Regions from separate parts of the Homo sapiens genome. Here all the other regions are linked to region 1. A link is a loop called in an ENCODE intact Hi-C map of the cell type or tissue named here. Cell type or tissue: endothelial cell of umbilical vein. All regions are shown on one strand.

The links. Peaks named below come from ENCODE experiments on the same cell type or tissue, not always from the same donor. Only the 100,000 strongest peaks of a DNase experiment are listed, where the experiment ranks them.
Region 2: it touches region 1 in a loop (5-fold over the local background); 2 of 110 quality-filtered maps call a loop at or near these places.
Region 3: it touches region 1 in a loop (5-fold over the local background); 6 of 110 quality-filtered maps call a loop at or near these places.
Region 4: a loop joins it to region 1, with 12 times the contacts of the local background. A loop is called at or near these places in 2 of 110 quality-filtered maps.
Region 5: it touches region 1 in a loop (4-fold over the local background); 2 of 110 quality-filtered maps call a loop at or near these places.

Annotation. Positions count from the first base shown.
Region 1 is chr9:18,391,324-18,396,323 of GRCh38, reverse strand. It overlaps a transcript of ADAMTSL1 not described here. Among named protein-coding and RNA genes, the nearest start is that of ADAMTSL1, 80 kb to the left of the region's middle. In endothelial cell of umbilical vein, a CTCF peak has its summit at 12 (motif pointing right); DNase peaks (open chromatin) are centred at 53, 1,173, 2,433 and 2,853; H3K27ac peaks cover 2,129 bases.
Region 2 is chr9:18,235,872-18,240,871 of GRCh38, reverse strand. It overlaps a transcript of ADAMTSL1 not described here. Among named protein-coding and RNA genes, the nearest start is that of ADAMTSL1, 240 kb to the left of the region's middle. In endothelial cell of umbilical vein, no CTCF peak of the experiment used is centred here; a DNase peak (open chromatin) is centred at 2,431; H3K27ac peaks cover 3,137 bases.
Region 3 is chr9:18,329,630-18,334,629 of GRCh38, reverse strand. It overlaps a transcript of ADAMTSL1 not described here. Among named protein-coding and RNA genes, the nearest start is that of ADAMTSL1, 140 kb to the left of the region's middle. RefSeq lists an enhancer at 1,003-1,566. In endothelial cell of umbilical vein, no CTCF peak of the experiment used is centred here; DNase peaks (open chromatin) are centred at 1,169, 2,609 and 3,529; H3K27ac peaks cover 4,068 bases.
Region 4 is chr9:18,657,097-18,662,096 of GRCh38, reverse strand. ADAMTSL1 (ADAMTS like 1) reads right to left here. Exons shown (of 29, transcript NM_001040272.6): 8 at 4,347-4,458; 9 at 24-162. It overlaps LOC102724102 (a long non-coding RNA gene), which reads left to right. Exons shown (of 3, transcript XR_428448.4): 3 at 4,358-5,000. Among named protein-coding and RNA genes, the nearest start is that of MIR3152, 86 kb to the right of the region's middle. In endothelial cell of umbilical vein, no CTCF peak of the experiment used is centred here; a DNase peak (open chromatin) is centred at 3,106; H3K27ac peaks cover 1,160 bases.
Region 5 is chr9:18,488,025-18,493,024 of GRCh38, reverse strand. All of the region lies in intron 1 of ADAMTSL1 (ADAMTS like 1), which reads right to left. Among named protein-coding and RNA genes, the nearest start is that of ADAMTSL1, 16 kb to the right of the region's middle. In endothelial cell of umbilical vein, no CTCF peak of the experiment used is centred here; DNase peaks (open chromatin) are centred at 274 and 2,224; H3K4me3 peaks cover 510 bases; H3K27ac peaks cover 3,660 bases.

The DNA.
Region 1 (5,000 bases):
TTTATATTGAATAAGTCCAGGAGGGGGCACCCTGACATTCCAGCTTTCAGTCAACCTTCTGACTACTTCCATATTGAGCTAAATCTCCACAGCCATGGCCACCAACTGTCTTATCATCAACTGGGACTGTGCAAAGGCAGGAGCACCTAAGAGGCAGGCCAACAGTTTAATGAAAAGGACCAGAGTGCTCTAAGGTTGGATAAAGTATGGGGTCACTGACTGCCTTGTGGGTTACAGTAGATAACCTATGCAAATTCTCTTCAGAGGCAAGAGCTAGCCCCAAGAACTCTCAGCATCAATGGTCTACTTCAAATGTTGATTAGCATCAAAGGTTTCCTTCCACAGAAAGGCCAGACTAAAAGGGAGTAAGTAATTTCAGAAACATCTGGAAAGCAGAAGACAACATATAGGGGTCTTGTACTTCCTCTTTGATGTATATATTACCCATGCAGAAAAATGACATATTTGTAAATTTTAGTTCAGCCTCTAGGATGGTGCTCATCCAGCAGACATCTGTGTCACAGACCAAAGAAACTAAAATGTGTCCAACTTAAACCAGGCTGAATCAAGACTAGTTAAACTACACTTTTCATCACCAGTCAGTTTCAAATACACAGGCTCAGAGGTCTTTGACCACTTGCAGTTGAGAAGGATGATAGACCTGTACAGTTCAGGATATAATTTGGTCTAGGGATGCTTCAGAAGCTCCAGAACAGATTCTATACTGACTCTCCAACCATTCATTCATTGAATTTTGCCAGATAAATACCCTATCAGAAAATGGGTCTGTTTCCATTATGTCATACAAAGTGCAAATCCTCAAGGCTTTCCTTTGGAGAAGAATAGGTAGAGTCTACCAGTCCTGTCTCTAAATGATCCCATTTATCAATGGATGAGATTTCTGAATAAAGCATGTGCATTTATTTTATGCTGAATGCTGCAAACTTTAGATCGACATCTTGCCAGCAAAAACCAATACCCACATTTTTCATTTCTTTATCTCTGGTGGAAAAAAGCAGGATTTAAAGCAACTGCTGGTCAAACACATGATTCTTTTTTAAAAACCAGAGTAAATTCAGACTGGCTTCCTGGAGAACTGTTTTGAAAGGCAGTTTACAGATCTTACTGTTGCTTTTCCATGACATAATGCTGGAGATCCGACATAATACTCAAACACCTGGCAACAGCCTAAGGACAAGGGGGAGCAGGAGTGAAGGGAGAACAAGAGGAAACTCTGACAGATCTGTCCTGAAAAATGCACTATTTACCAAGTTGGGACATCAAATCTCAGACAAAAAGGTAAAGAGAATTGCTTAAACCAAGGTTTCCAAGAATCTTTGACAAATGCTGACTCTCTTAACACTTTATGAAACAACCAAAGTCAACAGACACATCTCCACAGCCTTTCCATTTGCAGACTTTTTTCCCACAGCCCTATTTAGAACTTAACATAATGGGAAGTTTTCTCTTGGCAAAAAAGCTGATTAAGTGTTCCATTTAATAGCATAATGCAAAAAAATGCTTTCCTTTTTTCAGACCTGCTGTTCTCATACTGTCTCATGTTGTCTAAAGTGGAGAGTTGGTAACTATTTTCGGGGTTGGTGTGCCTTTATGATGAATGTCATCTTAAAATACAGAACAAATAATGAAACCCATGTTGAATTTATAATCAACTTTCTTTTATCTACACTCAAGGTTATTATTTTAACCTGTTGTCTTTGCAGTTTGGGAATACAAGAATGAGCTTTTTGTGATAAGTTGAAAGCACAATAATTTATAACAAGCTTCTTTCTCTTATTCTCCTATTCTCTCTCCATTTCTGTCTCTCTCTCTTGCAGAATGGGTCTATTCATTTATATTTCTATCCTTTTTGATTTGGTCTTACATTTACAATGTCAGGAATATCATATCCATTCAACAAATAACATCTGACAAACAAAAATGGATCTCCTGGGGCATAGGACCAAAAAGCAGTGCTGTGGACAGATTCTGTTATTGGAATTAGGCATCTAACCTCCTTTTAAAGCATATGGCCTTTAAAAACTTTTCACTATTTTTAACAATCAACTTGAGGATTTAAAACAATGCAATCCCCCGCTAATTTTTATTGGTCAATGGCCTATTCAATTGTTTCTCAGCTTCTCCTTTAAAAAAAAATCCTTGTTCTAGTTGTACTTTTAAAGTTAAAGCAACAATCTCTTTATGGCTCTGCTTTCGCTGCGTAACCATCATCTTATGCCAAGATACATTTTTCACCCATTCAGTCAGGACAATTGGTAATTAAAGGCTTTATTACTTTCCATGATCATCATCTGCAATGCTTTTAGCTGGAACAAACAAAGTAACCCGAAACCTTATTTAAACTGGCTTACACATTAGGATATTTGTTTACCAACTAGTAGTCAGAGGTACAGTGGGCTGTGGAGTTGGTTTATTTCACAGCCGGATGGTATCATCCAGGACCCAGGCTTTGTTTTCTCTGCCTTCACTTTTGGCTTCCCTCCAAGCCTTGTTTCCTTCAAGGTTGTGGGATGGCTGCCAGGAATACTGGGGCATTTAACAGGAGAGAAAGGCTGCCTTTCTATGTTCTCTCTTAAAAGTAAGGCACTGCCATTTTCAGAAGTCCCTAGCAAGCTTCTCCCAACATCACTTTGACCCAAATTGCCTTAGCCCTTGCCACCTCTAACAAAACACAGCAACAGGGTAGAAGGTTACTAGGGTGAAATGGATGTTGGGAGCCAACCTCAATGACCACCACACTGTCTTCTTTAACATCCTTAGTAAGTTTGAATGATGCAACATATCAGAAGAACTATGACTCAGACATTCTCTAAGGGAGCCAATTATCCTTGTTTTCTCAGAACTGAGGGGTTTCCCAGTATGTGGAACTCTTAGTGCTAAAACTGGGTGAGTCTTGAGACAACTGGGATGGTGAGTCATTACCTTCCCCTTTAATCCCTACCAGGTCCAAGCAACCATGAACTCTCCTGAACATTTGAGGAAGTAATACATTCACAGGCAATTAAGTGGAATGCAACAGCAACAGTACTTCTTAATGCTCAAATTATAATTCTAATTTAAAAAACCCCAGCATACTGTGTATGTGTATAATCTGTGAAAATAATTATATTTTGTATAAAGGATAATAGACTGTGTAAGTTGGAGTAAAATTTAGAGGTTCCTTAATTTCCCACTTCCCACATTCATGCATCCACTAATAACCTGAGTAGTATACTCAAAGCAGAAACCCTTTCTACAAGTGGTCAATAAGCACTCTAAGAGAAAATTATGTGCCCCTTACACACAGCATTATTCCTGGAATATGACAGGTATTCAGTAATTATCATCCTGAATTTAGTAGTCAAATGCAAAGTAAAGCATCTTTTTACCTTAGGTAGCATGTGAAATAGCCATGTGTAGCCTAAGACTGGCAGAAGCAAAGACCTGATTTCTACCACAAAAGTGAGGGAGGCCCCAAAGTAGAGGTAGGTGAAGAAAAGGAAAGAAGGCTGATATTTCTCACTCTGGCTCATAATTAAGAAGATTATTATTTTTTTCTTGTATGAATTTAGAGTATCCTCTGAAGTTTACAAATGTGAAAATAAATTATTTTGCATAATTCTACAAGCTACAGGATTGGTTGATTCCATCATCCTACTATGTTTTTGAGGTTATGTTGTGTAAGGTTACTTTGTTTGAACATGTACACACAGGTAGCCTGGAAAGGATGTCCAGAATGCAGGGGCCAAAGATAGAAGTTTCAAAAATACTAAATAACAGAGATAAAGATAAGGGCTATCAGCAGGGAAAACTGTTGTCAGTAGCAGGTTTGCAGAGCACGCCAGGCCAAGTGGAGATGTAGGATGAAGTAAAGAGATGCTTATTGGAGAGCAGGCACTAAGATGCCACTGCATGCACGATAGTTTGAACTATAGAAAGCTTTTTAAACAACCTACCGCACTGTTCCTTTTTTTATCCCCATGAAGCTAGGCTAGTGAGTGCCTCTTTATTAACCACATGTACTAAAGCAACAGTGACTTTATGTGATTTAAATGTTTTCACACATATGACATTATTTTGTAATCACATCAGTACCATAAAGTAGTAGGACCCTTATTACTAATCATATTTGTAACAAATAAACTGAGATTTATAATTTAGGTGACTTGTGCCAGGTAATCTAGAAAGTAATTGATTCAGGGCCAGTCGCAGTGACTCATGCCTGTAATCCCAGCACTTTGGGAGGCCGAGGCGGGCGGATCACGAGGTCAGGAGATCGAGACCATCCTGGCTAACATGGTGAAACCCCGGTCTCTACTAAAAATACAAAAATTCGCTGGGCATGGTGGCGGGCACCTGTAGTCCCAGCTACTAGGGAGGCTGAGGCAGGAGAATGGCGTGAACCCAGGAGGCAGAGCTTGCAGTGAGCCAAGATCATGCCACTGCACTCCAGGCTGGGCTGCAGAGCGAGGCTCCATCTCAAAAAAAAAAAAAAAAAAGAAAGAAAAGAAAGAAAAAAAGTAGTTGATTCAGGACTTAAACAACAACAACAAAAAATCATCTGAGTCTTCATTGTCTTTTCTGTTGAATCACATTCCCTAATTAAAAACTCTCTTAAAAACTAAAGAAAATTGGTTTTCAGGACAAAATCTACTCCTAAACATTGATTCTGGAAGAAGCATGAAATATTCAGCATGAGAATCATTCTTGTGCCAATGAATATAATGGCCCAATAATCCCATATTTCAGTTACTGATATCTGAGGCAAGAAGATTGCTGGAGCCCAGGAGTTCAAGGCTACAGTGAGCTATTATGGCACCACTGCTCTCCAGCCTGGGTGACAGAGCAAGACCTTGTCTCTAAAAAAAAAATTGTTTTAACTACCAACTAAACTATGTAACATCCTGTCTAGTACAATGACTTTAAATCATTTCCATTATAGAATAAATAAAAGATATAATTTTATGAAATTTAGCAAACTATTATAACACGGATGTAAT
Region 2 (5,000 bases), 160 kb after region 1:
AAAGAAGCTGCCTCTATAACAGAAAAATGCAAGGTAAAGCAGCAGATGCTGATACAGGGCTGCAGCAAGTTATCCAGAAGATCTAACTAAGATCACTGATGAAGGAGGCTGCACTAGACAACAGATTTTCAACGTAGATGAAACAGCCGTATAAGATATGTTAGGGAGTACTCCCTCTGGAGTACTTTGATATCTTATATTCAATGGCATCTTATATTCAATGATATCTTATACTGAAAGAAGATGCCATCTAGGCCTTTCAGTAGCAGATAGGAGAAGTCAGTTCTTTGCTTCGAAGGACAGTCTAACTCTCTTGTTATGGGTTAATAGAGTGGTAGCTTTAAGTTGAAGAAAATGCTCATTTCCCATCCTGAAAATTCTAGGGCCCCTAAGAATTATGTTAAAACTACTCTGCCTGTGCTCTATAAATGGAACAACAAAGCCTGGATGACAGCTCATCTATTTATAGCATGGTTTACTAAATATACAAAGCCCACTGTTAATACTTGCTGCTTAGAAAAAAAAAAAAAGATTCATTTTAAAACATTACTGTTCATTAACAATGCACCTAGTCACCCAAGAGTTCTGATAGAGATGTAAGGAGATAAGAGTTGTTTCCATGCCTGCTAATACAACATCCATTCTGTAGCCCACGGATTAAGGATTAGTTTTGACTTTCACATCTTATTATTTAAGAGATGCATTTTGTCAGGCTAAAACTGCCATAGATTATAATTTCTCAATGGATCTGGGTACAGTAAGTGGAAAACCTTCTGGAAAGGAGTCACCTTTCTAGATGCCATTGAGAACATTTATGATTCATGGGAGGCAGTCAAAATATCAACAATAGTAGTTTGGAAGAAGTTGATGCCAACCCTAATGGATGACTTTGAGAACATCAAGACTTCAGTGGAGAAAGTCACTGAAGATGTAAAAATAGTAAGAGAACTAGAATTAGAAATGGAGCCTGAATATGTGGCTAAATTGCTGCTCTCACAATAAAACTTGAATGAACAAAGAGTTGCTTCTTATGGATAAACACTGATAGTGGTTTCTCCTTCTTTCCTTCTTTCTTTCCCTCCTTCCTTCCTTCCTTTCTTCTTTCCTTCTTTCCTTCTTTCTTTGAGACAGAGTCTTACTCTGACACCCAGGCTGGAGTGCGGTGGCATGATCTCAGCTCACTGCAACCCCTGCCTCTTGGGTTCAAGCAATTGTCATGCCTCAGCCTCCCGAGTAGCTAGGATTACAGACATGCACCACCACGCCCAGCTAATTTTTTGTTTTTTTCTATTTTCAGTAGAGACCAGATTTCACTATGTTGGCCAGGCTGGTCTCAAACTCCTGGCCTCAAGTGATCCACTTGCCTCGGCCTCCCAAAATGCTGAGATTATAGGTGTGAGCCATGGTGCCCAGCCAGATAGTGGGTTTCTTGAAACAGAATCTACTCCTGGTGAAGATGCTGTGAAGTCTCTTGAAATGGCAACAAATTACTTAAAATATTTCCATAAATTTAGTTCATAAAGCAGCAGCAGGGTTTGAGAGGACTGACTCCAGTTTTGAAAGAAGTTCTGTTTTGGGTAAAATGCCATCAAACAGCATCACATGCTACAGAGAAATCTTTTGTAAAAGGGAGAGTAAACTGATGTGACAAATTGCATTGTTGTCTTAAGGTATTATTACAGCTACCCTACCCTTCACCACCCTGATCAGTCAGCAGCCATAAACATCAAGGCAAGACCCTCCACTAGCAAAAAGATTAAGACTCACTGAAGCCTCAGATAATCATTAGCATTTTTAGCAATACTTTAAAATTAAGGTATATTCATTTTTATAGACATAATGCTATTATAAACTTAATAGATTACAGTATAGTGTAAACATAACTTTTATATGCACTGGGAAACCACAAAATTGTGTGACTCACTTTATTGTGATATTAACTTTGTTGCAATGGTCTGGAACAGAACCTGCAATATCTCTGAGGTATGCGTATATTGTGCATTTCAAAAGTGCTAGGAGAGTAAATTTCAAATGTTACAATTACAAAAAAGTTAACTATCTGAGGTGGTGGCTATATTAACTAGCTTGATTTAATTATTCCACATTAGATTCATAAATCATAACATCACTTTGTATCCCATAAATGTATACAAACATAAATCGTCAATTCACAACTTAAAGAAAAAAAGTTATGTCATTTGGTTCCTTTCAGTGCTCTCTTTCTATGATATTAGAGAAGAAATGGGAAAGAAAACTCATTTTTTTGGTGCCTATTACATGTCAAACCAGTGCTGACTCATCTCACCTAACATTCCTAATGACGCCATTCTAGCTTCATTTTACAAATGAAGAAACATATTCAGAGAGATTAAGTAACAGCTACAGTACACAGACTGGCACCCAGTTATGACCCCCAACCTCTCACCCTGCAAGCCCAGCTCCTTCCCCTACAACTCTGCTGCCTGCACAAAGGGATGTGATTCGAACTTGGCATTTCCTCCTCCTCCTCCCAAAATACTGAGTTACAGATGAGTCACTTACTCACTGCAAACAATGGATGGAGTCACTGTAAGTGTAATGAAAGAATTTTAATTCTTTTTCTTCTGTATTTCTATGACCCAGTTTCAAAACTATATAGGAGAATCTTAACCATTTCACAGAAATTTCCACATAGTCCTAAAACTCATTCATTAAAGCTCTCTTAAAAAAACACAATGGCAGTTACTCCATGAAAGGCAACAGTCAACATCTCCCAGACCTCTGAATCTAAGTCAGAACTGTGGACAAAAAGTGGCTTTCTTAAGAGAAATATCTAGAACCCAGGTAAAAAGTGGTTCTTCAGGGAAAGTCATTGAAGCCCCTCCCTCCAGCCTCTAGAGGGCAAAGCAGTGTGAGCAATGGCATTCTGCCTCCTCTGCCATATGCCCTAGTGTGCCTGGCTTAGTCCACGAAACGTTCAAAGAACGAACCAAGGAATAATCATGATTTTTAGAGAAACAATTGCATTTAATTTTGTTTTGTCTTAACCACAGGATGCATCAAATACAGAGTTTGTTAAAAAATACTGACAAAGGAAGAAAACAGTGTACAATTAAGTACTGATGAATTATGTAAAATGGGATGGGATAATTTAATGAGGTTACAGAATCTTTTCAAATGCATCAGAGCACAACAAAAAAAGATTCAGTTGACTACTTAAGTTTTTCTAAATAGTAATGTTTCACTTATATAACATAGAAGAAGTAAATCAAGTATTTGTATCTCAGAGGCAGTCAGTATTGGTTTTCTATATAACAGGACGTTGTAGATTTATTAGGTTTGTATAGTAGTGAGCTTTCTCTGAAATCCTCTAAGTGCTTTATCCACAACATTTATACAAAGAAGACAAAAACACTTCTCAAAATGCCAAAAGCAACAAGGTAAACAGGAGAGCACGGAATATGAGAACAGTGAGAAAATAAGAACAAAAAATATAGATGGAAATACATCTATAAGGGCCAACACAGAGTGAATTGATTCATTCTGTACACAGTGCCCCTGTGTATCTGTAAACATCACTGTCATGTTCTTCCTCCTGAGCTGGTAAACAGATGTGCCAACTACAAGACACACAGTGGTCATTCCAGGGACTTAAGCAGCCAGGTGGGCCCATCTCCCACATTGGAGAGCTCATGGTCTGCCATGTGGGACACAGCTTCTGACACATGATCTCTTGGAAATCTGTAGAGTTTAAGATTAAAGAAGAATTAAAGAAGTACATTAGTGATGTTTGTTTATTGTCTGGATCTATTTTCACTTGGAGACACAAAAAATGTTACTAAATATTTATTGGGCAGCTTAAAAATGTATAGGGCAATAGTCAGGCTCTGGAAAAATGTTATCTGTGTAAAGATTCTGCCCCTTACATTGATATAAAATATGAAAATTTTAGCAACATGTGATTCAGTAATTGTAGGTGCACATAAATCTGGAAGTTTCCTGAACCAGATCCTTTGTATTTCTTTAAGATAAGACATTTATTACATTTTGGGAAACTGAATAGCACTGGAATGTAAACAATATCAATTGTTTGCATTGCACTGCATTTGCATTTTCCAAAAGTATATATAATAATGGGATGTGTATTTTTCTTCGCTGAAAATATAGCTAAGATTTAATTCCTGTGCTTCTGAAATAAATTAGCTTAATAGATCTAATCATGATTGTATCAATAGATACTGAATTTAATAGCCTTGCAGCTTATCTCTTTTAACAACCTAAAAATAACAGCTGAATGGAATTTTCCCCCAACTTTGATGAAAAGTACAAACACACATTTTCCATCATCATCACAGGAAAGGGAAGCAGGTTTATGTACTACTGCAGATGAAACAGCTTTTGATATGGACAGTATTAGCCTTTTCATTCAGACATACTCAACTGGGTCCCGGAATCTGAAATATATAGATACAGCTAGAACCAACAGCATGTCAGTGGCACAGTCAAAACTCCACAGACAGGCCATGCGTGGTGGCTCACGCCTGTAATCCCAGCACTTTGGGAGGCTGAGGTGGGTGGTTCACGGGGTCAGGCATTCAAGACCAGCCAGCCTGGCCAACTTAGTGAAACCCCGTCTCTAGTAAAAATACAAAAAATTAGTCGGGCGTGGTGGTGGGTGCCTGTAATCCCAGCTACTCAGGAGGCTGAGGGAGCAGAATTGCTTGAACCTGGGAGGCGGAGGTTGCAGTGAGCTGAGATTGTGCCACTGCACTCCAGCCCGATAGATTTTGGGTGAGGGTACTGATTATTTGGAATTTAAATGGATATGCAACAATCATTATGGGTCTTCAAAAATCATCTTCATTAGAATCCAAGTAGATGAAATTGAAAGACAACTTCTAAGAACAGTAACCTACAAAAGCATCATCTTGCCCATGAATTTACTTTTTCTTAGTGTCTAGCAATGTGGTAATGAACAATCAATGGTAAAAGGAAAAGAACAGAATGCTGAAGGCTAAAGA
Region 3 (5,000 bases), 62 kb after region 1:
TTGGTTTATATAGAAGATGATTTGTAAGTATGTCCAGTGTTGAAAAATCAAACAAAATATTGACTGGATAGCACCACTATTAGGACTAAGAGTTTTAAATTTACAATCCAGCCAATAATGTAGAATATAATTTTGGAATTAAAGTGCAAACAGCAGCACTTTAAACAAGACAGGATAGGCATAATTCTCTGGTATAATTTTTCATAATTCACAATGTAATATATAAGAACTAATCTCTTGCATGTGTGCATATGTGCACACGTGTATATGCACAAGCATTTGCTAAGGAGCTGACAGCTTGAAAGCCATCTCTCTGTTTAGGGTTTTCCAACAAAAGCTTACATAGAGCCTAATCAGAGGTTCACAATTCCAATTTGTATTGTGCTTAGAAAATGAATAAAATGGCACTCCTGGGACCAAAGGCAGACCATTTAGGCACACACTTCTCCCTTTCCATATTTTTTTTTCATTAAATGCTTACTAACACTCTGAGAAGTAAGTAATATTAATCACTTTTTACTATGATTTGAAAGCTACACTAACTTGTCCAAACTTCAAGGATAGTAGGAGGCAGATCTGAGTTTGAATCAAAGTTGGTTTCACTTTAATGCCTAGGAAATCTCCACTTAGCACAGTGTCTTCTCTGGGTTGCTTGTGAAGCTAGTTGATTCTTAGAATTGGGGCCTCTAATGGAAGATCTGGACAGACCCTGTATATATCCTGCTGCCATGGTCAGGCCTGACTGCTCTAGTTAGATTCTCAAGGGTGTGAATTAAGAATATTGCCTGTCATATTAAATCAGTAATCCCTCTGAAGAATCTCAACACAATTACTCAAATAAGAACTTTCTTTTTTCTAGGGTAAAATCTGTCTCCTCTGATGAACTCTCATCTTTGTTTTTTTCTTATAATGGAAGCTACATATAATGGAAATTCCTTGGGGAATTCTCTGACCAAATATTGTACTCAGTTACAGCAACTGGTTTAGAGTATTTTGTCCCTGTTTCTCTAACTTTTTACTGTACTATCATTTATTCAACCAACTGAATTTATTTGTAAAGCTATCTGAAGTCATTTTTACAAAATTGGCTTGCTGTATTAGTCCATTCTCATGCCACTATAAGGAAACACCCGAGACTGCATAATTTATAAATAAAAGAGGTTTGACTCACAATTCCACATGGCTGGGGAGTCCTCAGGAAACTTACAATCATAGTGGAATGCACCTCTTCACAGGAGGCAGGAGAGAGAATGAGTGCCAGCAGGGGAAATGCCAGACGCTTATGACACCATCAGATACCTTGAGAACTCACTATCATGAGAACAGCATGGGGGAAACTGCCCCAATGATTCAATTACCTCCCTCTGGGACCCTCCCAAGATACACAGAAATTATGGGGATTGCCATTCAAGATGAGATTTAGGTGGGGACACAGCCAAACCATATCACTTGGTATAAATACATGGCAACATAAAAAAATAAAAATAATAATCACACCTGAAGCCATTTTGAAAACCTTGATCACCAAATCCTTTACTTGCTAGATAATCTGTGAGGTAAATTTCCTGGTATTCTGGCCATTCTGAAGTGGGAAAGAGAAAAGAAAATGGGAGAAAATAATGCCTGCTAGGTGCCAACAATGGTTGGGTGCTTCTTGTACATAATACCATTTTATTCCTCATACGCTTACAGATGATGAAACAGACTCAGATGCTCGTTAAGCTCATGCAGGTCATAAGTGCCAGAGTTGGGATTTTAAATTCAGGTGTGTCTGGATCCCAACCTTATGCTCTTTTCACTCTGCCAGCAGCCTTCTGACACACTCTTACTGAACTCTGGCGGTTCAATGGGCCAGAGGATACAATGCCTGCAGTTTCACCTAGGGAAATAACTATATAGGCTCTAATTTAAAATAACTTAACTTATAACCATAACTGTGTAGTTATCAACAAATTCTATTGATGCTGTACGTCCATATTGTAGCAAATTTTTTGAAAAAAGGAAAAATTAAAATTGCCATGTCTGGTAGCATGCGCCTTTAGTCCCAGCTACTCAGGAGGCTGAGGCAGGAGGATTGCTGGAGCCTGAGAGGTCAAGGCTGCAGGGGGCTATGATTGTAACACTATATTCCAGCCTGAGTGAGAGAGCAGGATTTTGTCTCTAAAAAAAGGAGGAAAACTGGACTGGTGCGTATAAAAAAGATAGCAAGAGAAGGCAAAACTCAAACTATGTGATAAAATGGGGCATGCAGATAATTTTTCACTCCTTATTTTGAGGGAAATTCTGAATCCTCATTTTTACTTATAATTAACATACCCATCCCTAAATATAAAATTATAAAAACTTTATAGGACTCTCAGTTTTTCTCAAATAGTACATAAAGTGTATGTTTACATCTATGTAAGATAACATGGTCTGGACAAGATCCAATGAAGAGTATAAAAGTACAGTGAGGAGTGTGCCTTTTGTAGTTATATAATATATTGACTTTGGGCTTGTGCTAGAAGAATTGTTCCTTGCCTCCAGCTCCTGAATTTACTACAGCTGCCAAACACTTCCAAAACCTCTCAGTCTCAATCCCAGGGCTGGAGAAATTCCACATCCCTGAGAGATCAAGTTTCACATCAATATTTTGGTGGGCTACTTGCCAATGCCTTATCAAGGAAAAATATAATTACAGGCGAGACTGCAGCAAGCTGATTCTATAATATTCTCCCCTCCTGTCTCAGTGGCTAAAATATAATATAATAAAAGTGATATAAGATACTGCATCTGCCCTTTTGGTAATTCTATTTTCATTTTAGTTCCATTGCTGGATTAAGGAAGACTCCAAGCAATGCCAGAGCTACTGATGCATAGCTACTAAAACTCTAGCATCTGATTTAGGAAAGCTACAGCTTCAAATAGAATTCAAGATAGAAAGGAAAGGTGGCAATAGGATAGAAAAGTTGGGGTCTTGTGGCAAATTGTTTTTGTTTTTGTTTTTCCTAGAATTGCTCTAATGGATAGTTCAACCTCTACACCAGAGATAAAATTAGTACAGGGACTTCAATAATTCATTCATTTTGTTTATGAGTCCCTGGGGGCTTATTTGCTATCACCATGTGCACTGTATTATAACAGCAAGGCATAGTTCAGGACTAATTACTATTGTTCATTCAGACTGAATTATACTAAGGTTTTACCCTGCAGTATATCCAGGAGGGAGGCACAATTTGATGTGTGGTATCTTAAAAACCATAGGCCAACACAGTGGGGATAGATGATACTCACACAGCTATTATTTTAAAATACAGTTTTAAACAAAGACTTTTTATGGCTCTTCACTGGTTATAGACTCAAGTCTGAATGCCTCAGCATAGCATCAAAGACCTTTCTGTCAGTTTGGCTTACCTCAACACACTTCCTTAGCATCCTGTCTCACTCTTCTCCATGAACATATTGTTCTATTGAGCCACATTCCTTCTTGCAGTCCTCAAACAGCTCCTTTGTCTTACACCTTTGTTGCCTTCTCACACTGTTTACTTTATCCTGGATCCACTTTTTCTCCTTCCTCTGTTTGTGAGCACCCTCCACCAAAACCTACACGTGAAATATGCCCTGACTATGCCATACCCAATTGAGGCTGAATTACTTCATAGTCACATGATTTTATCTTCACTTCTCTTCCTCCAGCTACGTAAGCTTCTTTGAGCAAGATCCTGCTTATCCATCTCTGTATGTTGAAAATCTGGGACAGTCCCTGGCATGTAACTGGTGCTCAGTAAATAACAGTTAATCAGCAGTTTTATGCATTTGCTTTTACAAAAGCCATGTGTTTTGTAAAATATAATCCCCAACTATTGGTTTGCTTAGTGCCATATCTTAAAGGTTGTATTTCTTTATAACTCATATTTGTCTATAGGGAGTCACTAGGTGTTATATTCAGCAGAAAGAGCTCAGATCCCAGTTTTGCCACTTTCTACTCTGTGAATTTGGGATAATATCCCACATGTCTATAAAATGGAAATAAGATTTGCTTGGGAGGAACACTTGAGATAAAACACCTGGCACACACTTGGCATACAACAAATGAACCAACAGAATTCATCTCGGAATGATAACATCAGCCTCGGGCATCCACATGGAAAGCAAGACCCTGAGGGAATAGGATGAGAGATTTTAGTTTTTTTTTTTTGATGAAACAAAGAAGGTTATGATGGAGCACAGAATACAGATTGGGAAGGCAGTCCTCAACTGTGTCACTGTAGGGGGTGGCTACAATGCCAATGGATGCAAGAGTGGCAGGATCAGGGAGAAGGAAAAAGGGTAGAAGGAAGATAATCTGGAAAACTGAGTCCTAATATGTGATTTCTGAACAACTGATGACACTGAGAATAATAGGCAGCGTTTATTGAAGACTTAACTGTGTCAAGTGGTTCACAAACTCTCTCTTGTCCTCCAAACTACCTTGCAAGATAGCTCCAGGTATCAACATTATCTATGTCAGCTAACTGATTAAATAAGGACATTTTATTTCTGGGTTATGTTTTACATTTAAAATCGGGAACTTTATTGACATTAAGTCTCATTTCATCATGTGAAAAAGGCCAGACCTGTTTTAACCCCCTTATGCAGATGAGAAAACAAGACTCAGAAATTAAATGCCTAAGAATTACATATGACATATACAGATAATCACTAAGACACATGTTTATATACTGACACCACTAAACTGTAAACTCCAAGAAATCATGGCCTGAGACTGTTCTGCTAGCCACTGCATATGCACTGCCTGGTGCCAGCCGTGGCAAATACAAAGCAAAGAACAAAGAATAGCAAGGTTGCTGAATGAATGAATGAATGAATGCATACATAAGTGAGGAAATAAATGCTTTGATGGATGAATACCATATATTCAGAGGAAAGACATGAAAACTTTGGTTTTGGCCGCAGCACTTGGGATACATGGCTTGATTCCTTGCAGGACATGACAAGGTTAGTGTGGCTGATAAAGATAA
Region 4 (5,000 bases), 270 kb before region 1:
ATGAACTAGCAAATTTGACTGACCTGGCTGGACAAGGATCCAAGTTGCACTCCTGAAGCTTGGGTTTGGGTTTGATGTTCTCTGGGTAATAGTGACAGTATTGGTCAGCAACCACACGGTTGCTCCTCAGATCGTAGCACTCAGCCGATGTCAGCTGATAACCTGTAGTATCAAACCATCCAGGCAAGTTTAAATGTACATGCCAATGCAATATATTTCTTTATGCATTTTGGCCAGCTCACATCAATGGAAATTATTCCCCAATGCCTTAGTCATTTCCAGGAAAAAAGACACATAATTGGAAGGCTCATTAATTTTTGCAGACCTCAAGTACTGTGCTTTTCTCAAGTAATCCACTCAAATCTTAATAATTACATTATATAATTAGGCTTGAACTACTTAAGGGCCCAGCCAGATAATAAGACTCTGGTAAGAACTGTTCTTGTTATTTCTTTTATATGATCTAAAAATATAATGCAGAATTCTGTGTCCAAAAAAGATCATCAGGATTTACCAACCATCTTATACAAGAATGCTAAATTGCCTCCTTAGTACCTGGGGCACTAGGGAGAATAAACTCCCAAATAGATAAACAAAATAAATCCCACATTGCTCCCCTTGCACATGGGGGGCCAGCACAGGATCAGGTTCCACCAGATGCCTGGGAACATTATTTTTGCCCAAATTCAACCTGAGTGGGTTGAGTAAATGTACCATTGAGATTCCAACAGTAGACATCACGAATCCTGTTTCCCTGCAGAATTAGTAAAAACACCTCCCTGTTACTGTTCCATTTTTGTTATATTCAAAATCTTCTGTCATTCTCTTTAAAAAGTCTCTAGCGAATATTTCTTAGCCTCCACCCACAAATTGTCACTGTTTAAAGAAGCCTCTCTTAAAAAAAGTATTGTTGAGTAATAGTTAATTCTTTTCATATGTTTTATCTTTCCTACCTGCCTTTTTATTGTCCTGTGGATTTCTGGTAGGGTGGTGATCAAGACTTAGATTCTCGGGGTGAAAAATAAATGTGCATAGAGAATTTTAAAAAATTAGGCCTTTTATATCATTCTTACCCTAATCAATCTGCCAAATACATTATCCCTAGCAGGTGGGTTGAACACGGTTATTGCTAAATACATATTAGGAAGCAAGATTTAAATCATTAAGGGACTTGCAAAAGATTTTAGGAAATCAGAAGGAGGTTTATGAGCCAGATTTCCTGGCTTAAGGCTGTGTTCTCAGACCACCCACAGAAATTAATTGTTCATTAAAGACCCTAAAAAAAAGGCCTTTTAAAATTTGACTATAAAGATGAAAAGCATGAAAAGTAACGAAAGCAATGGATAAGAACACTTTTTCTATCCAATATTTGTTTTATAAAAAAATCAAGTAGCAAAATGACATTTTAAGTAAGTAAATGCACTTTTACTTTTCAATTACACTGTACTCTAAAAGCATCTAATTTTATAACAGGCTAATTATTTTATAATTTTCCAGATAATAATTTCTACACAGGGACAGAATTTATCATGTAGTAAAATACAGGAACAATGCAGTAAATTATTAATCTGAGATGATTATTCTTCAAAATCAAAATTTGTCAGCCTAAACCTGTTGCTTTGAAGCTATTATAGCGTGTATAAAATGAAGAGTTAGAGCAAAAATGAAGGAAATGACCAAAATCATCAGATAATCATGTTTTCTAAAGTTTTATAAGGTATTTGGAGTAGCAAATTTTACACTAAGCAAAATGTCCAACCAGTTGAATCTGGAACCAGAAACAGAGAAGAGAACTTAGAGATCATTTCTTCAGTAATTTTCAAGCTGGTAACTTCAGTACATTTCAAAATAAAGTGGAAGGACAGCTGGTCTCCACATCCCTCACATCTTCACTCAGAACAGTCTTCCTTTTATCCTGGCTTCATAGTTAAGGTTTCCTTTGAAGCAAGATTTGATACCCAGAAACATCTGAAAACCACTGATAGTTCTACTTCTTCATTTCCATGTGAGGAAAATGAGGCCCAAAGAAGTAAGATACATGTAAATCTAACATCAATGTCCCTATTATGTAATGAACGATTATCAAGGTTGCTGACATCACACTCTAATAGCAGCTCTATGTGTGCATATAACTGAAGTGCTATTTCTCACAAAGCATGGTTTTCATTTTTTTTTTTAAAAAAAACAAACCTTAGATTCTTTCCTTGAAACTATTTCCTATGCCAGTCATTAGTAAAAATATCAAAATAATGTATTCCCATGGAACATCAAAGTAATTGACAGTTCATTTTTAAACAAAGCGATTTTCCTTCTTTCTTTCTTCTTTTTTTGAGACAGGGTCTTGCTCTGTCACCCAGGCTGGAGTACAGTGGCATGATCTTGGCTCACTGCAACCTCTGCCTCCTGGTTTCAAGCAATTCTCATGCCTCAGCCTCCCAAGTAGCTGGGATTACAGGCTCGCGCCACCACACCCAGCTAATTTTTGTATTTTTAGTAGAGACAGGGGATTTCACCATGTTGGCCAGACTGGTCTCGAACTCCTGGCCTCAAGCCATCCTTCTGCCTTGGCTTCCCAAAGTGCTGGGATTACAGGCGTGAGCCACTGCACCTGGCCAGCTAAATGATTTTCTATCCATGACAGATGGAACAACTAGAAACACTCATTCTATTGAAATGCTTAAAGTGTTGAATTGATAGTTTTTTATCAACTGAGTAAAAGTACTTCATGGCACTTCTACTGACTTCTTTTAAGCTAAAATCCAACATTGCTCCATAGAACCACATTTTTCAGTAGTTTGTTTACATTGTGTAGATAGAAACAACATAGGTAAAGATGAATTACATCATACAATGTTTTCCAAAAATTTATGGGTAATCATTTGTCTCCATTTTCAGGTACTATCCTTTTATATCTTGTCAAATTAATATAGTGATACTTCTGTGGATTAGCTATTTAAAGTCAGCCAATTAACTGGCTTCTATGAAACTAGAGCTAGAATTTATTTGATGTGCTAATTTTCAAAAGAATAGACATATAATTTTATATCCATTACGTTAGAAAAACAATAATCCACAAACACTGACTCAGTTGGCAATGAATCTAAAATATTCACACACTGATTGTTATCCTTCTGGAAAGAATTTGGTAATGTGTGCCAATAGCCACAAAAATTCTGAAATTCCTTGATCTAACAATCTCACTCCTGAGTATTTATACCAAGAAAATAATTTGAAAAGAGAAAAATACTTAGGTATTAAGTTATTCATTGTATTATAAAAGCATAAAAGTTAAAGGAACTAAATGATTTGCTGTAGGGAAATGTCTAAATAAATTATTGGGAAATTCAATGCAATTATTATGTAAACACTATAATTATGATGAGCAGAAAATGAGGAAAAATAACCTTTTGTAGTAACACAAAAGCCTTTTCTAGTAACACAAAATGCTGTTCGTGTTACAAATATGATGGAGCAGAGACAGGAGTTTATTTTGTGACTTTTCAGGAGAGATGCATTTTAATGAATAAAACGAATGGCATTTCTTTTAATGCATGGATGATGGGGTGGAGTTGAAAAATAACTGAGCCTAAGTCTAAAATGCAGAGATTTTTTTTCCTGGTAGCAAACTATTTTCTCTAATTAAGTAAGCCTGATAAACACTCTTTAATTGATTGCTAAATAGATGACTTTACTTCAACCACATGAGTAGTTTATATGTAAGTGAATGGACCTGCCTGCTTCAGGACCAAACTGCTGCCAAATTAGAATATTTCTAGCTCTGGCCTTCTACAAAATCAAGGAGAGAAGTAAAGACTGTTTCCTCGGTCGGGCACGGTGGCTCACGCCTGTAATCCCAGCACTTTGGGAGGCCGAGGTGGGCGGATCACGAGGTCAGGAGATCGAGACTATCCTGGCTAACACGGGGAAACCCCGTCCGTACTAAAAATACAAAAAATTAGCCGGGCGTGGTGGCGGGCGCCTGCAGTCCCAGCTACTCAGGAGGCTGAGGCAGGAGAATGGCGTGAACTCGGGAGGCGGAGCTTGCAGCGAGCCGAGATGGCGCCACTGCACTCCAGCCTGGGCGACAGTGCGAGACTCTGTCTCAAAAAAAAAAAAAAAAAAAGACTGTTTCCTCTAATGGGACTTTACAGACAGAAAATGTCTTTGGCATCTTGGCGGAGGTATCTGCCTTACAGGAGGGCCTCGAGATTCCACTCTGTTCAGAAGAAAGGATCTGGTCCAAGACAGCACAAAATTTCTTCCATGCTGAAGTAACTCTACTCTTATAATACCCAAGTATTTCCTCACAGAAGCCAACAGTTTTTAGACTAAGTGAACACCATTACCTCCTCCACAGGTTGCTGAGCAAGGAAAGAAATCCGTCTCCCTCCATCGGTGGATGATGGGTTGATAGAAGATGAACTGGACTGTACTGTCAGCGGAGCCCGAGTTACGAATCTGCAGGAGTCAACAGGAAAGTAGAAGTAATGTGACAGTGCGGTGCTTTCTGGTCCCTTGCAGCTTCGAACAAGAGTATATGGTAGTGCTGATGGTTTTAGGCTGTGTGAGGGACTGCACTGCGGGAGAAGTGGCAATGGCAGTATCATGTATCCTACCATTTTACCAGTGAATGGTCCTTGCATAAGCTTTCACTATCATTATCTTCTGAGTTCTGTTGCCACAGAGCAAGGGAGAACAATATCTCAATTTGTGATTTCACTATCATCTTATTCCAAGCCTGTATTCCCTTTCCGTCCTTTATTTCCAACCTCTTTGGTATAATAGATAAAATTATGTGGATTTTAAAATGTAGATTCAGAAATAGACAATTTGTTCTAAGAAAATTATATACTGCAGAAAATAAAAGATACTGGTTTTGGTTAAGAAAAAAGACGAGTTGAAGAATTAAATAACACTTCCCATTCAGAGACACATATTGGGCTTCTTGTCCATTTAGTGTGCGAAGTTACCAACTAGATGCTTGCTAAAAGGCAAACTTC
Region 5 (5,000 bases), 97 kb before region 1:
ATACAGAGTTTAATGTTCAATGGATGTTTACTGTTCTGCTGAGTTTTTGGTGAGCACTTTTAATTTTAAAATGTTTCAGAGTGTACATACATAATATTGATAGCAAAAACTTCTAAACAGGGACACAGTCTAGGCAACAGGATTTGGCCACTGTGGTGTTTTTGTTATATCCTGACTTTGCTGCTGTGGTATTTTAGGCAACTTAGTTCTCTCTGCCTCAGATTAGTCACTTCCACAAAAAGGAATTTTGGCTAATTTCTGAGACACCTCTAGCTACAAAAATGTCTATGATTCTAAATTAGTCTATTTCATTTAAGCACATTTACAAATCAATTTTCTAATTTGTAAAATGGAACATAAGCATTTGCTCTGTGTAACTCATAGAGTTATTTTTTTAAATATAAGTGCTAATACATGAAAAAACGTTGTGCAGTGCAATTAATAAATGAAATCCAAGTAGAGGCAGTCCTACAGCTTCAGTCCTAAGAATTGTTTTGTTACAAAGCAACTCTTGAAACAGAGAATCTCTGCTGGGACTTTCTTTCTTTGCTAATACAATTTTCTGCATCCAGAACCTATGGCAGATCCTAAAGTGACTTCTGAATAATAAAAGAAATGCTAAATTATACTCTGTACTTTTTATTAATAAGAGTTTACTCTTTAATACTTTGAAAAACAATAAATACTTGTAAGCAAAAGTCTCCCAAATGCTGAGATAAAAGTCAGCTTTATTTGATGTTTTTCAGTTTCTATATTGACTTAATTCCTAGCCAAGTGTTAAGGAATGATGTTTTTTTCTTCCTGTGATGTTTGTATTATAATGTGCTATATCAATAATCTTCATGACATACTTTGTTTTGTATCAAAACAGAAACTCTGTTATTGTGCTTCCCTACTGTGTAACTTAGTTTTTTAAAATGCTTTCCTACATATTAAGTCCTTTATCAATAATAAATGAGAGTCAGTTACTATTGTCTTAGTATAGCTTTTGTTGTAACTACATCAATCAAGCCATGCATTCTCTAGTTAAATAGGTATTTACTTCAAAAACATGATAGCCTACAATTTTTTCTTTAAAATCTTGTCCAGAGTAGATTGTAGTATAAGTGCCTCATTTAAAATAACTGTCTAAAAGAACCTGTCCTTATCGGGCCACTATAATTTGTCATCATTATCTGTAAATAGTACAGCTCTACTTGTATTAAAATGGGAAATAATAATGGTGATTAGAGACAAATATAGCAGTCATCTCTTCCTATCTTCCAGTCAACAGAAATATTTACGTTTTGGGGCTGGCTAAATTCTGCATACTTTTGGCATTTTTAAACTGAAAAATATAATCCAGATATTGTATATATGGGAAGGACTACCATCTTCTAATTTATAAATTAAATGATCATGTTAAGGAGCCATCTGCAAAACCACTTATTAAATGTTTATTATTAACAGTACATGAAACATGACATGATTTTTTGTGATTTTTGTGAGCCATCTCTGGCTCTCAATGCTTGCAGAGTAGAAGCAAATACTTTGAGAGTTTATAAAGCTTAATTGTGCTTTCAACGTGTAAGCATTTTCAGCCTGTTACCTTTTTGTTTCCAGCAAGAAGAGTTCTTTTTCCTTCCACATCGATGTTGTTTAAGAGAAATAATATTTAAATTGCATTAACATGCTTAGCAATGTGAAAAGTTAATAGATTAATGTCTCAGGCAGTGTTAGAATTACCAAAATGCCTCAGGAATATATTAAAATGGATCTTGGCCACAGAAAATATCAAGAATGCTGAGGCACACCACAGGCATCTTTTTTAAAGCCTGTTTTGTAATAAGCAGAGAAAGTGAAGGTGCTAAATCATGGTTTACTACCCCATTTGCCTCACAGCCTCTCTGTCTCTGGTGCTGGGCCTCAGAAATCAATTTCACACACGGCTGCTATCAGCATTCTTTGAGCTATTAAGACGAAAGCACTTTCTCTTCTTTTTATTAAAACCAAGCTCCCTTTTATCACATAGCTCCTGCTTTGTGCTTTCCTGCCTTTACACTCCACTCTGTCAGTGGTGAGGGCTAACCTGTCTCCTGCCTCCCTTCCTTTCAGTTCTAAACTTCTTGAAAGGCTAACCCATGTTCACTGCACCCACTTCCCCAATACTCCCGAATTCTCTAGTGCTTTGTAATCTGGCTTCTGCCCACCGCTTGGCTGACGTGGCTCCTCTGAAATTCATCAGCATCCTGTAATTCACCACATCCTATGACTTTCCCTCACATCTTGCTGCGGAATATGCTCCCCTGGCTTCTTTGGCAGCGAGTTCTCCCCTGTTTTGTCCCCTGCCTTTTCTTACTCATCTGGACTAGCAAATGCTGTCATCCCCAAGACTCTTTCCTCAGGCCCCTGTTCTCTCTGTGCTCCGATTGATCTTATCCACTTTCCTCACTTGAGTTGTCTTCTCCTTGCATGTGATTTACAAATCTACGTCTCTTCCAATCTCCAGGATTCTAGTTTCACTTACCTGAATGCTTTGTTGATACTTTAAACTCAGCACATCCAAAACCAAGCTCGCTATTTGGGGCCCCAATATTTTAGCAGTCTTTCCCCCTAGCATAGTGATGAACATACAGACATTGCTATACAACAATTCCCCTTTCTCCAGCCTCCTCTGTCTTCCTCCTCATCCCCTTCACCTACCCCCTCTCCCTCCCTCCAATCAATTGCCTCTGCCACCTATTCTGCTTCTGCTGTGTAGCTTCCTTCTGTTCCCCCTGTCTGCTAGAGCCCCCATTCAGACTCTTCTTGCAGTGGTCTTCTATGTGATACACAACTGGGACCCCAGCCTGCTTCCAGCTCTGGCCAGGCCAGTTCCTCTGTGGCATGGGTCTCAGTGTGCCAGGACACATGCAGTAAAACAGCTGAACATAAGATAGGAATGATGGTTTGGGACAGGGCCTTGGATCCCAGCTGAGGAATTGGTCCTTGAGTAGACTCCAGACAGCTGGAGACAGTGAAGGCTTTTGAGCACGAGATGACTAAGGTTTTACAGTTTTCAAAGTACTTACACGTACTTATTTGATCCTCATAATACTACTATGAGGCACTGAAGGTTTATGGGCATTTTAGGAAAAAAGGGGAAATGAGGTTTCTGTTAAAGGGTAGGAGACAAAGCCAGGTTACCATCATTTCCTCAACAGATGAGAGGAATTTAGTATCTCTTTATGTCTAATTAAATAAGTGGTATACAGTTGGGTAAGTCGGTCATTTGGATAAGAATTAAATTTAGCTATCTGAGAAGAGCAGTGGGAAATATGACCAAATACTTAATCTCACACAATGGCCATCTAGAAAAAGAAAAATAAAGAAAATAAAAGATGAGATGACTAGTCTGTGTGGAAGACTGAATGTTCTCAGCGTATGTTTTATTTTGTCCCTTCAAATTGGGCTCAGGAAGGTTTTAATTTCTTCTATCTTTTACGAAATGATTTAACATGTTCATGGTTCCTATTTTTTGAATGAAAAGTGTATACATTGAAGTGGCTGGTGCATTATACTTCAGATTACGCGACATCCTGGTAACTGGAGGATTTCTGAATCTCTTTGTGCATGCTATGTAACAGGATCGGATGATCATCTTCACATTAGGCACCAGAATGCTTCCTCTCACATATAGACTTAACAATTTACAAAGTGCATTCACATTGACTACAGGAGTTCCTGGAATCAGTATATTATCCCTGTTTTAGGGACAAGGGGCTCCTAAGTTTTTGATTTTCACAGGGAGGAAGGGAGTTTATAAAGCATCTTCAAATATAAGAGATATATCCACTAACAGTTAAGAGGTTTTTGGAACCCTTTAAATATTCAATTAGATCAGTGATTGTCAACTCTGTCTATACATTCAAATTACCTGGGAAAATTGCCAATGTCTGGGTCTCTCCCCAGACCAACCGTATCAGAATCTCTTGCGGGGATGGAGGCTGCCAGCCACCCAGATACTTTGTTTGGAATTCCTGAGGTGATTTTTATGCAGAAGAGGGTTGAGAACCCTAAATTAGACAAGCATTTATGAGTGAATTCACTGGATGACTTTCTTGAACCAACTTTTATCTTTATTCTGTCTTAGACTTACTGGCTTCAATGTGCTCCAGACCCCACAAATTCAAAAGCAATCTTAGTTTTTCCTCTCAGTCCCTTTCTTTGAGATTGCATGGAAGACTGTAGTTACGAGGCAAAACTGTCAGCTGCTGTGAATCCAGGGAAAGACAAGAGGTTGGTTTCTGGAATGAGGTAGGGAAATTTCAGCCTTGCAGGGAGAGAGTAATAATTGCTGATGTTTATTGGGCACCTGCTACCTGTGTGGGGTACTGTGCTGAGTAGGTTGCATGACTTGTTTTATTAAACTTCACAATGATCCTTTGAGGTACATGCCATTGTTGACCCCTGTTTTACAGGCAAGGAAACTGGGGCACAGAAAATGACAGAAAGGTTACACTGGTGGAACCAGGGTTGAAATCCAGGCAGTCTATCTCTTAACCACTATTTCTGTGGTTATCAAATGTTGGTGTGTATCAGAATTACCAAGAAAGCTAATAAAATACACAGAGGTCTATACTCATTGAAGTAGGAGGGGCCGGAGCCTTCATAATTTTAACAAGTGTCTGGCTGATTTGGCTACTGACCAAACGTGGGAAGCTACTGAATTATGGTACACTTGCTTCCAGATAAGGAAACAGGCGCCCCTAGATTAAGAATAAAGGAGGTCCTGGGCAGAGGGTTTTGATCTTGATAGGTGACAGAACAGATCTAAGGTAAGACAAACATACAGACTCTCTCCAGGCCCTCAGATTGGGGAGATCAGTAAATAAAGGCGGGAATAATCCACATCAGATGATAGGGAATGAGAGGGTTCCATAATCGTATTTCTGCATCTGAATCTTAAGCCTAGCTTTGCTTCTATTCGTTAGATATTGGAAAGACTGATACAGCATTGCATCAAACCTAAGATGCTATAG